Linked DNA regions of Mus musculus: regions 1 and 3 are each linked to region 2. Evidence: chromatin loops called from intact Hi-C (ENCODE). Cell type or tissue: heart. All regions are shown on one strand. Each heading gives the region's core, and the rest is flanking DNA. Links, peaks and the distances in the headings are about the cores only. Region 1 has its middle 9.0 kb from the start of Dsp. Region 2 has its middle 36 kb from the start of Riok1. Region 3 holds the start of Dsp (desmoplakin).

Region 1 (7,582 bases), core at 2,856-5,355, 70 kb after region 2:
GGGTGTTAGTGATCTGTTGAACTCATGTTTGAGCTCCTTGTACCTCTATAAAAATGAGGTGTTGACTTTACAAGGCCATTAGAGTGTCTAGAACCGATGTGAGATTCCCATTCTGCCCATGATAAGACAGTCTCGATTGTCTCATGGTATTTACAAATGTACCTGGAGAATCAGGGAATGAGCACAGGCAATACTCAATGACAAGTTAAGAAAACACACCGAGAGGATACATCATAAAGGTCTATCAGAGGATGGGAGCTTAGAAGAAAGGAAAAAGGGAAAAAAAACAAAGCTGAGGGAAAAAGAAGGGAGAGGTGAGAGAGGAAGAGAACCTGGAGTGCTCGCCTAGCTAATTAACACCGAATGACCATGGAACGATAACCTGGTCCATGAACTTCATTTTATCTCAGTAAAATCACGATTACATAAAGCCACTCATGGTGTTATTCTGAAATCACTGGTAGGGCATCTTACATGCTGTGTTTTGCCCTGGTGTGTAGTTTACTATGTTTGTTTGTTTCCTGTGGCTGAGATGGTACCCGAGAAAACAAAGAGGACAGAACATTTATTTATTTATTTATTCATTCATTCATTCATTTGTCCATTCAATCATTTTGGTCTCGTAGTTTCATTCCATGGATACTGGCTGCACTACTCTGGGTCTGCAACCAAGTAAAATGTCGTGGTGATGGGAGTAAATGCTGAAGATGGATGTTGCCACCCAGGAATCAGGGAGCCAACAGCAAGAGGGAAAGACTCACATGGGGTACATCCATCAAAAGCATGACCCCATCTTCCCCCTCCCTCAAGTCAGGCCCCACTTTCCACCTCCTCACAATAGTCCACTTAATTATGAAGTCATCAATGGATTGATCTAATGAATAATTGAACTAAACCCTCATGATACAGTCACCTCTAGGTGATTGGATTAATTAGCTAGAGATCAAGCCTTCAGACATGAACTCTTGGAGTGTGGGGGGACAACAGCTTATCTAAACCATAACATATACACAACCTAAACGGTAACGACTCTCTGTTTTATTAGGCTGTGAACCCTCTAGAATAGAAAGTATGACTTGCTTAGTTTTGCTTTCCAGGAATCTAACACAGATCATGAGAGGGACTCCAAAGAAGTCGTTGAGTGAACAGATGGTGTGGTGAGTGTGTTGTTTTGAAAGAATCATGGGTTTGGGAACCTAGGAGTGTCTTAGGATGTAAAGACTTGAGGTCTTGTAAGGAGCAGGTTGGAGGCATTGCAAGAGGAAAGAACATAAGGACCAAAGAAAAAGAGGCAGGAGAGTACCATGTGTGCAGGGTAGGTTAGGATTTAGTTGTGGGATTTCCAGCCTTGAGTTTTACAGGCCAAGCTGGCAGGGTGTATTTTATCTGCTGACAGGGTTGACCAAGAACTTTTAGGATGACAACATGAGAGAGAGAGAGAGAGAGAGAGAGAGAGAGAGAGAGAGAGAGAGAGAGAGAGAGAGAGAACTTCATGAAGGCCAGCCTGGTGTTGATGTACATACAAGACAGAGAGTGTCTAGAGAGGCCAGCCTGTTCTACTCAGGTTGCCATCAAGTCACTGACCAGGGTGACAGCTATCAAAGTGAATAAGGACAAAAGGCAGATTAAAGAGAGGACAGCCAACACTCTTCTATAGTCTATGAATTCTTAGAGTAGCCATGTAAGCCAGCATCCCTGCACACTGACTCCTGAAGCACGATGATGTCTATGGAAATCTCTTGTTGAGTTCTGAGTTGGAGATGAGGCATGTTTGAATTGGAGGATGGATTGAGGAGTGTGGAGCAGGTGGAATGAACTGATGAAAGCACTTTCTCGCCCAAGGTTCCCTCTCTTCAGATGACTCTAGCTTGTGTCAAGTTGACAAAAACACTGACCAGGATAAAGTCAACTTTCATGGTTGTTGTGACTACTAAAGGTAGTGTGTGATCTGCCCATAACCTTGTCTGGGAGAATATTTCCTAAAGGAGGAACATGAAGTAAAAAAAAAAAAATTTTTTTATACAAACAAGCCTCATGCCTGGCAACCGTCAACATGAGTGGAAGCCTATGCCCTGCTGGCTCTGTTTTGGGGATAGGAACCATGTCACACAGTCACCTCCATGACCCTGCAGGACTGGCAATCCCTTTCAAGAACCAACCCCCAGGGATCCATTCCTCCAGCTAGGCTAGCCCACATCCCACTCTCCCCACAGAGCATTGCCAGCTGGGAACTGTGTAACAAGGAACACACAGAGAACAATGGTGGGTGTGTGGCAGGAGCAAAGAGGTCTGCTTCTGCATATATGGGTGGGGGTCGGACTGATTTGTTCCAGGGCTTAAAGGATGCAGATGGAGCTTCTAGGCTTTCAGGGGGAACTGCAGGCTAAGTAGACAGGAAAATGGAGGCATACACTGTTAGAATTTATCATCCAGGACCTGGCAAGATGGTCACTGTTAGGGACAAGCACCAAGACATTGAACCTCATTTATATGGCTGTGAAGCCAGTTGCTTCTATGTTGAGTGTAGCTTTTGCTACCCCATCTAAGCTCCGGAAATGGGCCCCACTACCAGCCCCTGCCCAGAGAATATTGGATCTGCAGATGAAAATCAGACACATACACATTGTTCAATTTCAACCTGCCATCTTGGCTCAACTGTTGGGTGCCTCTAGTCTACCCCAGCTAGTGTGCCCTTCCCAATACTCCCAGCTCAGCACTCTAAATCTGCCCTCAATTTCAGTTGCTCAGCCACCTTCAGACCCAGCTCAGCACCCAACCTCTCACCTGGAGAGGCAGCCTATGGCCACTCTGCTGGAGATCTCACATGGCTGGTTGGCTTTTCTCCCTCCCAAGCAAAAATTCTTTTCCTCTTTCACCTGCATCTGCTAGCTTGTCTGTGGGGTGAGGGGTGGGGACCTAGAAGTCCCACCTATTCTGCCCATCTCATTGGCCACTAGCATCTTTATCGATGGATCAAAAACCAATTGGGGAACAGGACCTTAGCACCAGCACTACCCTTACACTTCTATTGTATTTTCCTTATTGTAGAGTTATTATCGCTCAAGTGTTTTCATCATATTTCTTTCAGAAATATAGAAAACAATCTGAGAAACAAAAAAGGGTACAGGAAGCTATTCTAAGTTCAGAGCTAATTACTTTTTGAGTTTAAAGCCTGTGTGGTTAGGGATTGGTAGGAATCCTGGGGGTACCCACCAACTGTATGCTCTCTGACTGAAACAATCTAGCAACGCCATCCGGAGCACAGCACTTTTGGATGAAGAGAACTGAATTTGAATCTCACCCTTGGTGCTATCCTGTTGGCAAGCCCATCACTTCCCCTGAGCCTCTACAGCTCACAGTACTTGGGTTGGTCTCCAGGATTAAGTCAGACAAAAGATGGCACAGTTAGCAATTATATCTGGAGCGGAGTCCTCCTAGTTTGCTCTCTACTGCTGTGATAAAACAGTCTGACCCAAAGCAATTTAGGCAAGAAAGGGTTTCTTTGGTTTCTCATAATCTACCACTGAGAGACATCAGGGCAGAAACTGAAGCAGAGACCAAAGAAGAATACTGTGTATTGGCTTGCTCTCCAAGGGTTGCTCCGTTTGCTTTCTTATACCCAGGACCACCTGCTCAGGAGTGGTACCACCCACAGTGAGCTGGGTCCTCCCATATCAATCATTAATCAAGAAAATGTCCCTCAGACATGCCTACAGACCAGTCTTACAGAAACATTTTCTCAATGGAGGTTTCCACTTCTTACATGATCATAGCTTGTTGTCAGGTTGACCGAAATCTAAGCAGTGAAAAAAAACTAACCCTCCAGGTAGCTGCGACTTCTTCCTAAATGGCGGGGTGTGCTCTAGGGCAGAAAGGTGCGGTTAGGTGACAGATCTGGAAGTTGGAAGGACACTGAAAGAACAGCAGTGGGGACTCCACAAGTCTGAACACTGCAGAAGCTTCTGTGGCGATCCTTTATGACAACCCAGAGGCTGACTTCTAGTATGTGAGTGTGGAAGCCTTGAGGACCCAAAGAAATGAGTCCACGTCTGCCTTGCAGCACACTGGGAGGCGTATCCTTCTCCAGCAAGGAAAAAAAATGTCTCTATCACGAGACAAAGACAGGGTAGTGGGGTGTGGCCGTGATGGTGGGCTTAGGAGGCATTGTGATAGTTTTGAGGCTTAATTTGGGCCAGTATCTCTCTGGGAACAGTAGCAGTATTTCTCCTGTGCTACAGAGCTTGTTGAATCCCTCCCTCAAGTTTAAGATCTAAAATGATAGGGTCTGGGAGTGTGTCTCAGTGTGGAACACTCACCTAGCATCACCAGGCCCTGGGTTCCATCCTCAGGACCACAAGAAAAAAAAACAAAAACAAAAACAAAAACAAAAACAAAAACAAAAAAAAAACAAAGAAGGGACATTCTGATATCTGAAAGTTTTATAAAATGCACAGAAAGCCAGGTCTGAGCCCCGCCCCTTTTATTTTTGTTTATTTGTTTTCTTCTTCTTCTTCTTCTTCTTCTTCTTCTTCTTCTTCTTCTTCTTCTTCTTCTTCTTCTTCTTCTTCTTCTTCTTCTTCTTCTTTGAGACAGGGTTTCTCTTCTGTGTAGCCCTGATTGTCCTAGAACTCACTCTGTAGACCAGGCTGGCCTTGAAGTCACAGAAGTCTGCTAGAACTAAAGGCATGTACCACCATTGCCCCAGCTAGTCTGCCTCTCAACAGCATTCTACAATCAATTTAAAAAAAAAAGACTAATTTTCTCCACAATATGAGGGACAACTGTTTTCAGGTTGGCATTCCATATCTGGCCAAACGATCAAATGAAGTGAATGCTGAAATAAGGAAACTTACCGACAAACGAATCCCAGAAATGGACCTTTTTGTGCGCATGCTTGGTTGAGATTCTGGAAGACATATGGCTCCAAAAGGAGGGCAAAAGTGAAGATAAGGAAAGCCCCAGGCCCCAGGAGAGAAGCCACGGCTCACACCTGGCAGAGATCTGCTAGATAAAGGGTGAATCTCACTCAAGCTAAGGGGCTTGTTTCTAGAGCAGCCCGCTCACTTGAGGATAAGCCAAATGCTGCTTTCAGCTGCTTTCTTCAAGCAATGAAATGGCATAACTGATGTGAGAGCTTGCGTTAGGAAGATAATTGCTCAACTAGAGAGAAGCTTGGGGTGAGCTGATGATAATAAGCAGCTAAGCAAAGGGCAGGGGCGGGAGGGTTACAGCTGTACGGGATGGGGAGGTTGTAATAGGGAAGGATTATGATAAACTCACTACATAAAATCATCCACCAGCGTTGTTTACAGTAGATGGAAGCCATCCAGATGCCTGCCAACGGATGAGCGGACAAAGAAGATGTGGTGTGTCCACACAATGGAATATTATTTAGCGTTAAGAAGGAAGGAAATTCCGGTACATGCTGTGGCATGGATAAACCCCGAAGGATCGTGCTCAGGGAAATATTCCAGACATGAACAAAGGCTGTGTGATTCTACTCACAGATGATCTCTAGGGCCATCAGATTCATAGGGTCAGGACAGTAGGGTCAGGGGTGGTGTGGAGGGAGGGACAAGGAGTTAGTATTTAATGGAGTTTCAGTGGTGATGGTTGTACTCAATATCACTAAGGGCGTTTATAGAGCAGGCACGAGGGCCCAACTCTGTATCCTCAGACCCATGCCTCAGACCACCATTGCCTCAGAAGCTCTCAGGCCAGCATCTGTGAACAAGAGACCTGGCTTAAACAAAGCTGGGAAATGAAGCTTTGTCCTCAGATGTCTACGTACGTGCCTGGCACATGAGCATCTGCATACACACACACACACACACACACACACACACACACACACACACGCACGAATAGGCGCACACAACCAAATGCACACACAAACGCACATCATACAAGTTGTGTGTGCATACACGTTGATTAAAGACATTTTCCATTTTGTTTTCTTTCATTCAAATAAATATGTACTCACTTCCTTAATATTTATTTGTAATTAGGAGGAACAACAATATGAACTAACCAGTACCCCCAGAGCTCCCTGGGACTAAACCACCAACCAAAGAAAGCACATGGTGGGACTCATGGCTCTAACTGCATATGTAGCAGAGGATGGCCTAGGTGGTCATCAATGGGAGGAGAGGCCCTTGGTCCTGTGAAGGTTCTATGCCCCAGTATAGGGGAAGGCCAGGGCCGGGAATGGGAGTGGTTGGGTTGGGGAGCAGGGGGAGAGGGAGGGGGTAGGGGATTTTTGGAGGGGAAACTAGGAAAGGGGATAACATTTGAAATGTAAATAAAGAAAATATCTAATAAGAATTTAAAAATATTTATTTGTAATAACAACTGAAATAAAAATGTTTTATATTAATGTAATCTCCTCTTTAAAGTTGAGTTCTTTCATAGCTAAAAAGAAAACTTCCAGACATGTCCATGTATATTACATTTTCCAGGGAGGTAAACAGGAACATTGATTTTTTTTTTAAGAAGACAGGAGCCCCCCCCCCCCCCATTAAAGCCTCGAACATATTTTTTTTCCCTATTTAGTAAAGCACAGTCAAAGGTTTGGGGGCGATGACAAATGATGTTTCTTCTAGGTTCCATGGTGGGAAAGGACGCTTTGTTCCAGTCCACTTGAAGCCAAACTGCTAAGTAGTTAAAAAGGCAGGAGCGGTCAGGCTGGTTTGGCAAGAATGACGTGGCCCTCTAGACACCCACCTTTGTAAGACAAAACTGATTCACCAGTTTGTGGAGCCTGCGTACAACGTGCTTACCTGTTCCTATGTTTGAAGTGTGTCTCTCTGCTGTCAGTTTGGCTTAGATGTTTCAGAGTGAAATCCTGCAAGCGTGTAGACATCGCACAAAGTGAATGAAGCTAAATGTGGGCTACAGAAACCATCCTTTGAGCTCTCCGCGTGATTCGCGCATTTTTTTTTCCCGTGTTGAAAGGAAGGCATAAGCTCACTGTGGGTAGGGATCTTTCGTACAGCGAAGGTAATTTGCTCTCTGACATCTGCCGCCCTACGCAGCTGAGAGCTCAGGGCTGTTGGGAACCTTACAAGGAAATGTCCGCATTCCTCAGGGTAGGATTGTTTTCTTAAACGCTGACTGATAATGGTTGTAACTGCTTTCCACTAAGTCATTGCTCCCCACCTTCCCACTCCTTGATTTCCATCAAGAGTGACACCTACTTAAAATGGAGATGAAAAAAATTCTAGAACAAAGGTGAATTCATCAATTCCACAGGAGGTGCTGAGATGTGTGCTTGGCCACTTACAAAAGCCTTAAACAGCAACTAAACAAGCCCAAACCACAAAAACAAAATGAAACTAAACAAAAACAGTCACTAAAAGGCCGGGGGAGGGGGGGGGGGTTAGATGGAAGTCGAAGAGTGGCGGTGGGGTTGACATAATTATAGATGAATTCCTTAGCCTTCTCTCCACTGATGTTGTGTGTACAGGAACTCACACGCTTTTATAATCAGGAAGAAAAACGTTCTCCAAGTTCAGGTTTATCTAAGATAACTGATTTACTGATTTGTTAATTGGGTTCTTGACTCTAACTGGGGTTTGCTGCT
Region 2 (7,582 bases), core at 2,137-4,636:
GGTGAGCAGCTATACCATCTTTGTAGGTGCTCTCTGGGGATCTGAACTTGGTTTCTTATGTACTTTGCCAACAGAGGCAACTCCATGACTTTTTTTTTTTTTTCTCTTTTGAAGAGATGGTGTTTCACTGTGTTGCCCAGGTTAGTCCTGAACTCTTGGCTTTGAATAATCCTTCCACCTCAGATTTCTAAGTAGGTATAACTTTAGTTTTATGCCATAGTCTTATCCAGCCAGAGTAGCAGGTTTGACTTAAGAAAACTCAACTTCTGCCAGTTTCCATGGTACATGCCCTTAATCTCAGACTTTGGGAGACAGAGGCTGGATGTCTGTGGACTTGAGGACAGCGTGGTCTACCTAGAGAATTGTAGGACAGCCAGGGCTACATAGAGAGGCCGTATCTCAACAACTCCTTTCCAGGAACAAAGAAAACCCAATTCCCAGTCTACAATCTGTTCTATTATTTTTACAGCTCATAATCTGTATTTTAAAATTCTTTTAGATATTTATTTATTTATTTTATGTATATGAGTACACACCAGAAGAGGACATGGACCCTCATTACAGATGGTTGTGAGCTATCATGTGGTTGCTGGGAATTGAACTCAGGACCCCTAGAAGAGCAGCCAGTGTTCTTAACTACTGAGCCATCTCTCCAGCCCCCATTTAAAATTTTCTAAGTGTTGTTTATTAAGTCGATGTACTTAGATCTGTCAATAAAGAGGCCAAGACATCACTGTAACAGAGACCTACTGAGCTGCCGGGTTGCTGTAGCTCATAAGCAAGGAGCATCATTTGACATGTCCCACCTGGTCGCTGCTTTCTCCGTAATGAGACTCGCCTGGTGGTGACTGTGCTCCATCACCTGATGTGATGCAGGATGAACTCAGGCAGGCGCAGTCATCTGAACTCAGCCCTTCATCTGGATCGAGGATGGTATGAAGGTCAAAGGGATGTGAGAGAAAATTCAAGGCTTGACACTTGGGAAATAACTGCTGGTGTTGACGTCGCTAAAGGAGTCTAGGAATCTGATGTAGCTTCCCCTGCAGCATCATTTCCAGATTTCAGTGTGAGCTAGAGATATCAAAGTGACATAAGATAAAGTCGTCTGAGAGGAGGGAACTTCAATTAAGGAAACGCCTTCTTGAGATAGGGATGTGGGTAAGCCTGTAAGGCATTTTCTTAATTAGTGACTGATGGAGGAGGGTCTAGCCCATTATAGGTGGTATCATTCCTAGGCTGATGATCCTGGGTTCTCTAAGAAACCAGGCTGAGCAAACCAGTGGGGATGAGCCAGTAAGCACCGCCCTCCTTGGCCTCTGCATCAGCTCCAGGTTCCTGCCCTGCTCAAGCTCCTGCCCCGACTTCCTTTTATGATGAACAAAGATGGAGAAGTGTAGTCCAAATAAGCCTTTTCCCCTGTAACTTGCCTTTTGGACGTGGCATTTCATTGTGGCAATAGAAACCGTAAGATAGTATTCATATATAAAATTCCCAACCAAATTGGTCTTTAAGTCCTTAGCACAGCCATTGGAAAAGAATGCAAATGACCTTCCCTTCTACCACGCTGCTGCCAGGAATGTTGTTCTCCATAGCAGAGGGGCTTCTCTTTGCTGGTGTCCAGTGTTGGGGGTTGAAAGCAGGACCTCACGCGTGCTAGGGAGTGCTCAGCCGCAGTCTGTCTCCATCATTGAGCTTTGAGACAAGTCTTGCTGTATGCGCCCAGCCAGTCTTCTGAGTCTCCTGCCTCAGCCTTCCTGGTGCTGGGATTACAGGTGTGCATCACCACACCCAGCCAGGACTTCTATTTCAGTTAAGTTGGTGAGCAAATCTTGACATGCTAATGGGACATGGAATGCTGGAAGGGGTGTGGTAGGAAATGAAGAGAAGCAGAAAGAAGAGGGTGGAGATACCTAAAAAACCGAAGCTGCTGACTCCCCAGTTTTCCTTGGGAGCAGGCCAGAGCTGGCTTACCACATCAGGAAGAGCTGGGTCAATGCCAGGCTTCTTGTCATTGTAGAGTCGTTCCCCAGTTGGGGCTTGAGACTCACTCATGCTGCTTGGCAATCCTCCTGGGCTAGGGTCAGAGACCTGGGGCCTACACACAGCAGCTCCGGGAGGCCTTCTAACACCTGCTCGTGCAGAGAGTGGGTTGTGGGGCAGAGTCAAGCATAGGACTCTGGGTTTGGGGTCCCCAAGTTTCTCTAGCCTACACTGGTTGCTACTAGGACATGGGAGGAGAATAGGGACCTGGTTGTCTGGGGTAGTTTTGTTTGTTTGTTTGTTTGTTTGTTTTGTTTGTTTTTGCTTTTGTCTGCTCCTGTTTCACAGCGGTCTGTGGAGATCTACACAGCTGGAATGAAGGAGAAAATCAGGAGTTTGTCCTTCTGTGGAAAGCCCAGCTCTGCTTAGGGCCCCTGCTTCCTGTGGTTAGGGTCCTTTTCCCTATGGCTTCTCAGCTGCCTGCCAGCCCTTCCTTCTCTCCCTTTTCTTTTCTTTTTTCTTTTTCTAGACAGGGTTTCTCTGTTTAGTCTTGGAGCTCACTCTGTAGATCAGACTGGTCTCAAACTCACAGAGATCCACCTGCCTCTGCCTCCCAAGTCTAGGGCGTGCTACCACAGCCTGTCATTGCTGCCTTTCTATTTTATGAACATCTGTGGTCATTCTTCAGTTCCCATGGGGATTGATTCAGGATTCTATAGACACTTAGATAGCCGGATGCTTCCATCCCTTCAATAAAATGGTATAGTATTTATACAGGACACTCACTTATCTACCTGTGCACTTTAATCTCTACATAACTTACAACATCTTATACCATGGAAGTGCAATGTAAATAGTGTGAGGTCACTTATTTATGGAATAATTATAAGAAAAAGCCTATACATGTTTTGTGTCGATGCAACTGTCATAGGCCTAACAATAACACCCACATGACACAGGGTGCGCAGTGGGGAAAGAATGAGGTCTGGAGAAAGAGATATGGAAGAGGTGGGGAAGAGGTGGGTGGCCACTGTAGAGTATGCCATGTACCAAACACATTTGTGTGGATTTAGCTTAGTAATCACAGTGCAGCAAATGCAAATTTTGCTGTTTAGAACTTTCTAGAACTTTTTTTTTTCTGATTTACTTCATTTTACCATGTGAGCTCTGGGGATTGAACTCAGGTTGTCAGGCTGGGTGGCAAGGGTTCTACCCACTGAGCCATCTCAGTGGCCCCTTTCGGAATGCTTCTGATCCATGACTGGTTAGATCGACGGATAACGAAACTTGTGGGTTTGGAAGGCCAGCCATGTGCTTTATGTTTTTAGCCTTCAGCTTGTGCCCAGGGAAGAGAGTGCCTTGTCCTAAGGGATGAGTGGTACTGGGGGGGGGGGGTAGCTGGATTTGGCCTCTGAGCATCTCTCAATGCCTTTGGCCTTGAGGATTTGGTCCAGAGTGGGATGGAGTGAGTGCTTCTGCCTCTGAATGCCGGACAGGACACAGAGACTGACTCTGACGGAGACATCATTCTACAGCGAGAGGACACAATATCCAAAGGTGTTCCAAAGGGGAATGCCAGTTCTCTGACTGCATGGGCTTACTGTAGACAAGGCAGTCCTGAGACAGGATTTCAGAAAGCTAAAAAAATGGGGCGGGCAAGATGGCTCATCATGGAGCCTGGAGAGATGGCTCGGCAGTTAAGAAAGAGCACTTACTATGCTTGCAGAAGACCTGGGTTCATTGCCAGTACTCACATGGTGGGTCACCACTATCACCCCAGTTCGAGGGACTCCAACAGGCACACACATGGTCTATATATGTGTATGCAGGAAAACATCCAACCCCATAAAGTAAAATAACCTTAAGAAAAAAATAAGATGGCTCAGCAGTTAAAGGCACTGTCCCCAGGCCTGGTGACATGACTTTGGTCCCCAGTACCCACATAGTGGAAGGACAAGTTATCTTCTTACTACCACTTGAATGCCCCAGCTCCACAAATAAAATGTAATTTAAAAAAAAAAATCTGAATGAAGGGGTGGTTAAGAGCACTGACTGCTCTCCCAGAGGTCCTGAGTTCAATTCCCAGCAACCACATGGTGGCTCACATCCTTCTGTAATGGGATCCCATGCCCTCTTCTGGTGTATCTGAAGACAGCTACAGTGTACTCATAGAAATAAAATAAACAAATCTTTTAAAAAAATCTGAATGACAAGAAAATATTCTGTTACAAAGGCAGGGCAAGTCCAGAAAAACGGTCTGAGCTGATTGTATATGGGGGCGTGAAATGTCAGCGGTTTCTCTATTTCAGCCATAAAGGAGGCTCTGCCTTATCTCACTGGGCAGTCTCTGACCCAGTCGCTTCCTTGGGGGTCACTCCTCCTCTAGGGTGTGCCAACCTGTGTTGGTGTCAAAGCAAGCCTAGGAGGTCTTGCTCACAATACAGCAGACACGCCGGGCGTGGTGGCGCACGCCTTTAATCCCAGCACTTGGGAGGCAGAGGCAGGCGGATTTCTGAGTTCGAGGACAGCCTGGTCTACAGAGTGAGTTCCAGGACAGCCCGGGCTACACAGAGAAACCCTGTCTCGAAAAAAACCAAAAAAAAAAAAAAAAAAAAAAAAAAAAAAAGAACAGCAGACACACTGATCAGCTTCGAACCCTGCTCGTGGAGACTAGATGTGGGCCACTTACCCTGTGCTGCTGACAGAGGCTGCAATGAAGGCCAGCCAGCTCATGTGAACAAGCTGGCCAGGACCCATTAGATACCCACAGCCTGGAGGAAATCAGACTGCCTATGTTTATCAAAGTCAGGACGGAATCCACAGCCTCACAGCCCCGGTGGCCTGAGAGGGTGGCTGGGTTAGGATTTGGGATAACTGGGTTTGGTGATCTGGCCACAGGAGCTGTGTTCTCTCTTGCCCTGTCACCCCTATAGAGTCAACAGGAGAAAAAATAAACAGTAACCGCCCCTCCTCCCAACTTTAGCAGAAGACCTAACAGCTCAGTGCCTGACCCAGTGATTTGTGATGCCTTGTTCAAACTACTAACTCCTAACGGTCCTGACCCCTTATCTCTAAAGCCAGGCTCTGGGCACTGTAAGATTTACTACCTCAAGATAGGGAGTGTCCTCCTGAACTCTGTTCAGATAGGACCCCTGCCCCCTCCTGCTCAAGGCCAAGTGGTTTCTCTTAGCTTTCAGAAAAGGAGCCCCTCTCCCTCAGGGGCCCGATTTCTCTTTCTCCCCACCTCAGAATTTGCTTGCAGTGTTTGCCTGGGTAGTTCCAGCACAGGCCGCTGAAATGGGCTGTCACTTGTGCCTTGGGTGTAGTACAGCGTCATTTCTGCTGGTTCATTAGGGTTTCCCTCTGTGACACGGAGCTCCAGCATGAGCAGAACTAGACAGCAGTGGCTGTCACTATCTCACCTCAGTTCTGAGGCTAAGAGTGCCCTGTCCTCCCGCTGGAAGAGTCTGTGCTGCCCCAGGGTCAGTTCTGGGTCATCCTGTGCAGCAGAAAGAGCCTCAGCCTCTTTGAGTTCACTGAGCCCATGCACATGCACACGCTATCAAGAACCAGGCTGGCTGGCCTGGTGGTGCAGGCTCATGACCCTGAGCTATTCAGGAAGCTGATGCAGAAGAATCACAATGTCCAATGTCTATATGGTCTGTGTGGGAAGCCCAAGGTCAGCACGTGTAACGCTGGAGACCCTGTCTCAAAATGTAAACACAGAAACAAGGCTAGGGATGTAGGTCTGTGGTGGATTGGCTGCTTAACATGTGCAAGGGTGGGGGGAGAGAACAAGAAAGGATGGGGGATGGGGGGAGACTAGGAAGAAGGGAGGACCAGCTGGGCATGGTAGTCAGCCCACTCCCAGGAGGACTGAGAGTTAGAGGCTGGCCTGAAGTTATACATAGCAAGGCTCCCTCCTTAATCACAGCTTTATATTTCATTGATTCCTTCTCAAGATATTTTATATATCAAATACCTTAATATTATCTTATGCCTATCAATTGTATACTTTAGGGAGGTATGCTATTATACGTTAACCCCTGTACTTAATGTCATCTGGAGAATAAGACATGCATATACACCCACATGTTCACACACACACACAGGCCTGACATGCTCGCTCCGTTGTGTGGCGCAGACAGTGTATGCATAGATGTGTGCAGAGGGGGAGAACCATGTCTTTGCACACTCCGAGAGCAGCAGCCCTTTTCAACTGTAGAAACACGGAGTTCATTCATTCCTCTTGCTTGTCTCCCATGAGTATTTATTTTAATTAAAAGGCGCTAATTGGCATATCTTCATTATACTTAGTAATTTGTCTTTCTATGGGCCATTTCCTTCAAGTATACTGTGTCCTTTGGCCACTTTCTCCCCTCCCCCATGTCTTCTGCCTTCCCTCCTCTTTCCCATTCCACAACTCTCTGTCCTTTCCTCAGTCGCCCTGCTTGCCGTGTAGCCTGAAGCCTGCAGACTGGGGGAGCCTCCTGCCTCAGCCTCCTTGGTGCTGAGATGACAGGTACACATCACCAGACCCAGCTTGCTTTTACTGAAGGATCTGTCACTCACTGGGCGTATAAGGAAAACACAGCTTTGTTTTCTCTTTCTGGTTTTTGTTTTTTTTTGAGGCAGGGTCTCATGTAGCCCAGGCTGGCCTCAAACTCTTTGTGTAGCAGAGGCTAGCCTTAAACTCCTGATTCTCCCTGCCTCTACCTCCCATGTGCTGGGATTACAGGTGTGTTTTTGTGCTACCATGCCTTGTTTCTGTTCTTCCTTTATGAATATATTTTTTCTATGAATATCAATATAATATAGTTTTAAAATGTGTTTAATTTTTTATTGTTTGCGAATTTCTTTTTTTAAAGGTTTAGTTATTTATTTTATGTATGTGAGTACACTGTAGCTGTACAGATGGTTGTGAGCCTTCATGTGGGTATTAGGAATTGAATTTTAGGAGTTCTGCTTGTTCTGGTCGGCCCTGCTCGCTCAGGTCAACTCTGCTTGCTCAGTCCCTGCTTGCTCTGGCCCAAAGATTTATTTATTATTATACATAAGTACACTGTAGCTGTCTTCAGACACACCAGAAGAGGGCGTCAGATCTCATTACCGGTGGCTGTGAGCCACCATGTGGTTGCTGGAATTTGAACTCAGAACCTCTTCTTCCTCCTTCCCCTCCCCCTCCCCTCCCCCTCCTCTTCCTTCTCATGTGCGCTAGGCAAGCATTATATCACCTCGAGCTCTATTTCCCATCCTAAAAAAAATAAAAAATAAAAAAAATTATTTATTTAATTTTTTTTATATGTTAGTATTTTGCCTGCATATATCTGTGTGCTATGTGCATGCATGGTGTCTTCAGAGGTCAGAGTAGATATCATATCCCCTGGAGCTGAAATTACAGATGATGGTAAACTACCATGTGGGTGCTAAGACTGGAATCCAGTTCCTTTGCAAGAGCAACGAGTGCTCTGTACTGTTAAGCCATTTCTCCAGCCCCTAGAAAGCACATTCAAATGAACTTTTAAAAAATTTAAAACCTGTGTCTTAACTCAGTGGTTCGTTCCTCGTTCTTATGCTAGAGTATACTCTAGAAGTTATTTTC
Region 3 (7,582 bases), core at 1,395-3,894, 79 kb after region 2:
GGGTGTGGTGTGGTGTGGTCTGTGGGGGTGGGGGTGAGGATGTGGGGGAGACAGGAGGTGTCAGTAGGATCTCTGAGATCAGCCTGGTCTACAGAGTGAGCTCCAGGACAGCCAGGGCTACACAGAGAAACCCTGTCTCGAAAACTCAAAACCAATGATCAAACTAACAACAAAACCCACAAATCTGGTTGTAAGAAACAGACCTTTCAGCCCTTTACTGGACCCTCATGGCTCTAAGAAAATCATAGCATACACTGTTGTGATCTCTTTCCAAATCCAGATTTTGATTTCCTTCAGGGCAAGGGCTGGCTGCATCTTACCCACCTTTGTGTGTCTAACATTGAGCCTGTGGGCTGGCCCTCGCTGATATCCAATATGACTCCTCATAGAATGCATGTTAACAAAGAGGAGATTTCTGACCTCGAGATAAAGACGGACACTTCGCATCTAGCCAAGAACTTTTGGTTCAGTAGTTGGCACCCTAAGCTTTGTATATATTTTCCATCTTTAAGAATGATTCCATGTGGTACTTCATCTCTGGTCCTTACTCTAGACGTTGGTAAGGCAGATATTCCATTTTCTGAGCTGAGCTCTAGCCTGAGTGAATTATAACATCATTATGATGATGGTCTTCCGATGTTCGTCCTTTAGCATGACCTGAAACAGCCTAGACAACTAATGTCATGTGTGTGTCTGGAGTCCACCTCCCTAGCATGTCAACCTACTTATTTCACCCTTTTATCTTCCTGGCTCGCCTTAGAGAAAGATAAATGAAATCACAGTCTTCCCAGACAGGCATGTTTGGTTAGTTTTAGAGCCACCAGTATTCTTGGGAAGGCCTGGAGGAGAGCGAGATGCAATGAGGTAGGTCAGGAAGCAAGGATGGCCATAAACCTACATCTGGTGGGCTGTGTTTTCCCATCTTCCCCTGCTTTGTAAATAGATTGACCAGCTGTGAGTCTGGGGAGGGGGGAGTACGGGCAGCCCAGCTACGGACTAACCAATGTGAGCACCCAGATGTGCTAGCTATCTCTGGTGGAGGAGAGCCTTTCTTGCTGTGAGGTGTTTCATAGAAGAATGGATTGTATTTAAGATGAATTTCCAGGTTGACTGTGCATCCTTTTCAGTATTGGAGAAAGGAGATCTCCAAATGGTTGAAACTGAGGTTCTACTATAGTATTTATGAGGACCGTGGCTGTGCGTTAGTCATCGTTGTCTTGCACAGTCTGATACAGGCCCTTCCATACAGTGTGTTATAGTTATCCACTGGACAAACAAGATGCATAAGAAGGAAAACATTCCGAATCAAATTCCGTGCATTATTTGCTGACGACCCAAACGTCTTCCGGATACTATGGGTTGTTTGTGTGGAGGCTGACTTGCGGATACGGATTCTATTTCTAAACAAAGCACTTTTGTCTACAAGCTCTTTGGCCAGGTGAGTTTGTTGTTAGAAACGAGAGGAAATTGATGGTAGTCGAACAGTGGCAGATATGGGTGGTTGAGCTAACCGTGGTAAACTGTTATCTCACTGTGCGTTTGACTCCTTGGATTTAAGTCGGTCTGCTCTGGGCAATCAGGAAGCAAACGTGCAAGCAAGATCTGTTGTCAAAAATTGTGTCCAAAACTTGGAAGTGTCATTGCAGAATTAGATAGGGCACATATTTAGAAAACCTCCTCTTCTCCTTTACAGCATACCAATGTAGTTTGGTATTTAGTTTTTGGGCTGCTTTAACCAGCTCATGAACATTTGAGAAATACATTGTACAAACAGGAAAGCTAACAGACATTATTCAGGGAGACAAGAAATATTTATTACCAAGATCTTTAAGTGGTGTTTACTAGAGAGCATTTAACGCCACCCCAAGTTATCTAAACAGCTTTTAATGGCTAGTGTACAGGGGTCTGTATCTAAAGTCAGTTTATGGAGACTACGGTGTAAATTGCACTCATCTGCTAACTGGGAGTGGCTTTGGAACCAATCGGTGGAATGTGTTACTCATCTGGAACGGTATCTGTTCAGGCTTCATGGGAGCAGAAAGGGACCCAAGTTGGGGCTCAGGAGTCTACAGGGGACAAACGTGCTCATGATTCTTTTAGAGAAATGGAAAACCACGTCTTGTTTCTGTTTCAGGCAAAGTCCTGCTATGAAGCCCAGTCTAGCCTTGAACTAAGTCCCTCATGACAAAATATTTCTGGAGAAGCCCTTTTCGGGATTCTCTGTTAAATTATCTTTTACACAACAGAAATCGAACTCTTGGGGCTATTTAAATAGAAGCTGGCATGGTTTCCTGGGATAAGCAAAAAGTCAACATTTCACTAGAGTCGTCCCATGGAGTGACCCTCCCAAGCCACTTTATTTCCGCCTCTTGGGGGAGTAGGAAATCCTCCAAAGGTGTGCCACTGTGGCTCCTAGAGCCTGAAGCAAGTCCCGCGGGGTCGCAGCCCTCCGACGGGGATCCAGTCGCCAGGTCCCCGCCCCTCGCCTCTGCTCAGGCTTCGGTGGCGCAGGGCGGAGCCGCAGGTTGGGGAGGGCGGCCCCAGGCGTCGGTGACACGCGGGGGGGAGGGCGGGGGAGGCGAGGCAGCCGCACCTCGCCCTGGGAAGAAGCCGACCAGGTGTGGCCTGGGCGCCGGGTGCCAGCGGGGAGGAGACTCGCACCGCCTCGACCAACACCAACACCCAGGCGCGACCCAGCTCCTCTGAGCCCTCGCTGCCCTCCGAGCCACAGCTCCACTCCGGTTCCCGCGCCTAGCCAGTCGCCGTCCCCGTCTCCGCCCTGCTGGAGCGCTGAGCCCTCGCCAGTCCTCCGCGTTCCGCGCTCCTCTCCCGGAGTCCCTCGCGTGCTCCGAGGCGACGCCTCGCGTATGCCGCGGCGCTGAGCGGCTCTCTTGAGTGACCGCAGACATGAGCTGCAACGGCGGCTCCCACCCGCGGATCAACACGCTGGGTCGCATGACCCGCGCGGAGTCCGGCCCGGACCTGCGCTACGAGATGACCTACAGCGGTGGCGGCGGCGGGGGCGGCGGGGGCGGCGGCGGGGGCACCAGCAGGACGTTCTACTCCCACTCCCGGCGCTGCACCGTCAACGACCAGAACTCCGACGGCTACTGGTGGGTATCAGCCCGCCGCCACCTAGCTCAGTCCCAAATCTTGGGTCAGGTAGTGGCCCGCCTCCTGGGCCAACCAGGAAACCCAGGTCTAGGCCGAGGAAAGTGCTTTGCCCCGGGTCACGGAAGCGCAGGAACGGGTGTCCCTACGCCCAGCGCTAGCCAGTGAGAACAGGGAGCTTGGGTGTGTGCTGGGACCCAGGCGACAGTCCTACCGTGAGCCTACGCAGGGTCCCACGGTCCTCACCTCTCTTCTATCCTAGAAGCGGCTCTTTTCCACCTCCACTGTGTAGGGGAGCAATGGACGGCAGGGACGCAGGTCTCTCCTTGGTCGTACCCTCTTCCTCCCCACCCCCGGTTGTCCCTTGCAAAGTGGACCCAGCTGTGATTGCCTTTGTTCCAGACCGCAGGTGGGAGGTCGGGCTAGGCGGAGCTGCGGCCCCAAAACCCAGCTTTCAAACTAACGAAAAATAAAACTTGTGAAGGGGTGGAGTTCCCTTTGCTGCCCGGTGGCCTCGGAGGGACTCAGGACTTGCAACTCATGGTCACCCCAGGGCGACGGCGGCGGAGGCCCTTAGGTTATTGGCCACCCGAGGGTATCTGCATGGAAGTTACACCCTCCACGGAGCCTGAAAGTCCCCTGTCACGCAAATGGGTTCCTTTGTAGGGATAGCCTCTGGGCACGGGCTGCAAACTTGGTCTGTTCCGCTCGCTCCCCTTTCCCCACTCTGGCCACTTGGTCACCGGGATCGCACCGGAGGCTCCGCACCTTTAAAAAAAAATCAGCCTAGTCTCCTGGAGACTTTGTAATAATTGTGGCTCTGGGCTCAGTATTAGTCATCTCTTTGATCTGTATAAAATGGGCTCCAGCTCTGGCTGAGAGGGTGACCCTGGAGAAAGCACTGTGGCGCCCAGGATTAGGAGCTGCCGAGGAACCCACGGCACAAAGGGCTGGGTCCTCTTCCCGGGATAGTCGGGTAAATACAGCGAGGGAGTCACTGGTGGGTGGGAGAAGGTAATGAGCATCCTTTCACACGGTCCCCACAGCTGCTTTCTGCAAGCCCACGTGAGCCGTGAGACTTTTGCGACCCGCCCCTTCCCAGCCCTACCTCGGTCGCGCCTCTGGAGGCGGCCGCCCCACTACCTTAATACTTCGCAGCGCAGTGGCCGCAGGCGGAGGAGGAGAAACCTAATGGCTCCGATGGCGTTTTGTTTTGCAAGCAGTTTTAGAGATCCGACAGTCCTTCCAGTTGCAACTCGTTTTCTGTTTAAATTTATTTATTTCTCAGGCAGCAGGATACCTTTTCTCATTAGAGATCTTTGTTTTCTTAACAAATTGTGTCCCAGGATTTTGAGGAACGATTGTTTCCGGCAACACCAAGTTTAAAAACTTGGTTTTAAAGTATATTTTAAAGTTTGGCGAGCCACCAAAATCTCAAATGTACTTTTGTGTCTTAGCCTTCCCGGAATTCAGTAGCCTATTCTTTTCAATGTGTGGATTACATAATTAAAGTCTGGATCAGAATATGGAAGAATTCTTTAGCAGTTCTTTTCAACACTTTATGAACCAAGTTATTGTTATTATTAATCTTACTATTTAGTCTGATTCTACTAGCCTAGGTTTCTTAGCATTTGTTATTTTTGCTTTACTGGGAATCAGACCCAAGGCCTCACACGCAGTAGGCAAGTATTCTACTCCTGACCTACACCCTCAGCCCTCTTACAGTGACAGCTATCAGTGCCTAGTAATTGGTTAATTTACTTCCTTAGTTTCTTATCATCTTATAGAGAAGCAATATTTTTAATTTATTCATTAATATGGGAGCTGTGTAAAGATAAATGTCTTATTAGGGTTCTTCCCTAAAACACTTAATTTGGAGAAAAACGATATTTTTTGTCCTTCAATATTTCTGCGTCCCCCCTCCCCCAACCTGTCAAGCTCTATATGATCCGGAAGGCAAAACAGACAGAAGTGGAAAATTACCTCACTTTGAGAAAGGATTCCCCCCCCCCCCCCGCCCCCCAGGATTGACATTAGTCAGTGGCCCTGCAGGGTGTCAGAGGTGGCCAGTGACTCAGAGGCTATCATTCTCTTGAGACCCAGGTGATAGAGTCCTCCCACTCTCCTGCCTCCCCCCCTCCCCCAGCCCGTTGGACCTGTCCTAGTGCTCAATAGAAAATAGCCCATGAATGCTGAGTTCTGCATTTTCAGTTCATAGAGACTAAGCAGAGAGTCAGGCCCTGTACCCGGACCTGTTTTTCTGGTAACATTTTAGTTTTGTGTGAAGGGAGCTGTTTGCTCATCACTTATGTTTTGCAGATGTAGGAGGCCCTGTCTGCCCAAGAGAGTTGGAAACCTCTGCTAAGTGAATGGTTAAATAATATTCACGGCTTTTTTTCTCCTCTCTCTACAAAAATCAGCATGGAGACTACTAGTTGAATTTTAACTTATTTGAATCTATGGGTTGAATTGATACAAATGAAATAATGTTTGAAATAAGTGTGTGTAACTCTTCTTTACGTAAACAAGTCTTGATAGAGAACTCAGATCTTATTTTTTGCTGTTGAAATCACCGGGAAATGTGTCTCCTCTGTGTCTTTTCCACAGCTAACTTTTGGCTACTTTCAGAACAGTTTGAGATCACATGTACACTGTAAGGCCGTCTTCCCTACCACCCCCACCCCCCTCCTATCACCACCTGCTCTGTGTGTCTTTATTTTAGGTTAGATGGGAGCTATAATCACTTTAACTTTTCCTTGTGTTCCACTTAAGGAATAGTAAGTCTTACAGGCTTGGTAATATAAAAGGCAGGAAGTTTGAAAAGAAACTTTAGAGTTTTTTTTTTTTTTTCTTTGCATAAGACATCATATTAATGCTCTTTTCAGTCAAAGCAGAATTTCTGGAGTATTTTCTTGTAGCTTATATAAAATACTAACCACCAAAGTATTTTCGTCACCAAAGTAACCAGAGCTCACGCTCAGCTCTATCACCGACCAAAGGGTAGATTTTTGTAGGATTCAAAGTGGTAGGCAGTAAGCTTCAGAAGTATGTGGCTGTAGTTGTTAAGGCTTGTTCTAGTCCAGATCTCATTACTTCAAAGCCGAAACAGGGCCTGAGAATATGCTCAAGGGACGAGCCCTTGCTTAGTACACTACACTCTCAGCAGAGCAAAACAAAATAATAATAATAATTAATAAACAACAACAACAATAATAATAATAATAAAGAAAATCAGAACTAGCAAGAGCAAGCCTCTACACTCCAGAGTGAATAGAGTGTTGAGGACCACACAGCCTCACCCGGCTCTCCCCAAGTTGACTTCTAGGCTGGACAGACCTGTACTGCTACCTGTTAATGTATGTAACATTTCCATGTCCTTTCATTGACTTAGCATCTTCTGAGCATCTGCTGCCTACATGCATGGAGTTTATGGAAAGTTAAGGTGAAATGAACAAAAATATCTGAGAGGAGTGTGTACTCTTGAGACCACACAAGTACAAGGTACAAAGAGTAGAATTGAAGGTATAGCCAAGCCTAGTGCTTGCCCAGTGATCTCAAGGCCTTGGCTTAGACACACACACATAGCTTCAGAGCGTTCACAAGTAGAGATAGCATCTGTCATGGAGGCTTTAGTGAGTCTTTATTTACTTTTTTTTTTTTTAGAGTGGTGTTTACTTTGTGTAGTAATTCAGCTGATATACAAGGATGGACAAGAACATGGGAAAGTTCAAGAGGTCTGCAGAGTGGGCTCCTTGGTGAACACTCTTTGAAGAGTGGAAAGCAGTAAGAAATGGAGGAAGGAGCTCAGGAAAACCTAGTGAAGGGACTTGGCTAGTGATGGAATCCATGACAGGTTTTCATTGCCACCAGAGTCTCCTCCAGTCAAGGGTCACTGAGCCTCAGCAGGGTGGCTCTCTGTGACAGCTCAGTGGAGGGTCTTGCTTTGTGCACAACCTGCCAGAAATCTGGGTGGGATGGCCTTTGCTCTACCGCAGGAGGATGAGGGGGAAAGTCTGGGCGTGGCAGGTGCAGTGGGATGGGAAAGTAGACACTGCCCAGGTGTGCTGACAGCTTCAGCCCACACCTGTCTGTGAGACATTATGAGAGTCCAAGGACACTAACAGCTCAGAGCCTAGGTAACTCAGGATACATATCGAAACAATGGCAGAATAAGGTCCAGGCAAATTCAACTCACGGCAGATAACACTGGCATTGTTATTAAACCTGGGTAAATTGTATACTTTATAAAAGGTCAGATCCATGGTTAATGATAGTTCCCATGCCCTGCCAGACACCTGTGATAAATCAGATATTATGCAAACCTCATTTAATCCATTTAATCTCATCCCTCACAACCAAGATCCCAATTTACAAATGGGAAACTAAGGTTAAAATAGTTAAAAAACAAAACAAAAAACCAAAACCAACCAAAAAAAAAAAAAAAAAAAAAAAAAAAACCCAAACCACTTTG

Evidence for each region. A loop is a pair of places that touch in the nucleus more often than their neighbours do. Peaks named below come from ENCODE experiments on the same cell type or tissue, not always from the same donor. Only the 100,000 strongest peaks of a DNase experiment are listed, where the experiment ranks them.
Region 1: a loop joins it to region 2, with 3 times the contacts of the local background. A loop is called at or near these places in 8 of 42 quality-filtered maps.
Region 3: a loop joins it to region 2, with 2.1 times the contacts of the local background. A loop is called at or near these places in 8 of 42 quality-filtered maps.

What each region holds. Positions count from the first base shown.
Region 1 is chr13:38,138,459-38,146,040 of GRCm38, forward strand. No RefSeq gene overlaps it. Among named protein-coding and RNA genes, the nearest start is that of Dsp, 9.0 kb to the right of the region's middle. In heart, for the core only: no CTCF peak of the experiment used is centred there; no DNase peak of the experiment used is centred there.
Region 2 is chr13:38,069,139-38,076,720 of GRCm38, forward strand. No RefSeq gene overlaps it. Among named protein-coding and RNA genes, the nearest start is that of Riok1, 36 kb to the left of the region's middle. In heart, for the core only: no CTCF peak of the experiment used is centred there; no DNase peak of the experiment used is centred there; H3K27ac peaks cover 348 bases.
Region 3 is chr13:38,148,682-38,156,263 of GRCm38, forward strand. It overlaps Dsp (desmoplakin), which reads left to right and starts at 2,613. Exons shown (of 24, transcript NM_023842.2): 1 at 2,613-3,113. The coding sequence starts at 2,908. In heart, for the core only: no CTCF peak of the experiment used is centred there; a DNase peak (open chromatin) is centred at 2,690; H3K4me3 peaks cover 1,853 bases; H3K27ac peaks cover 2,296 bases.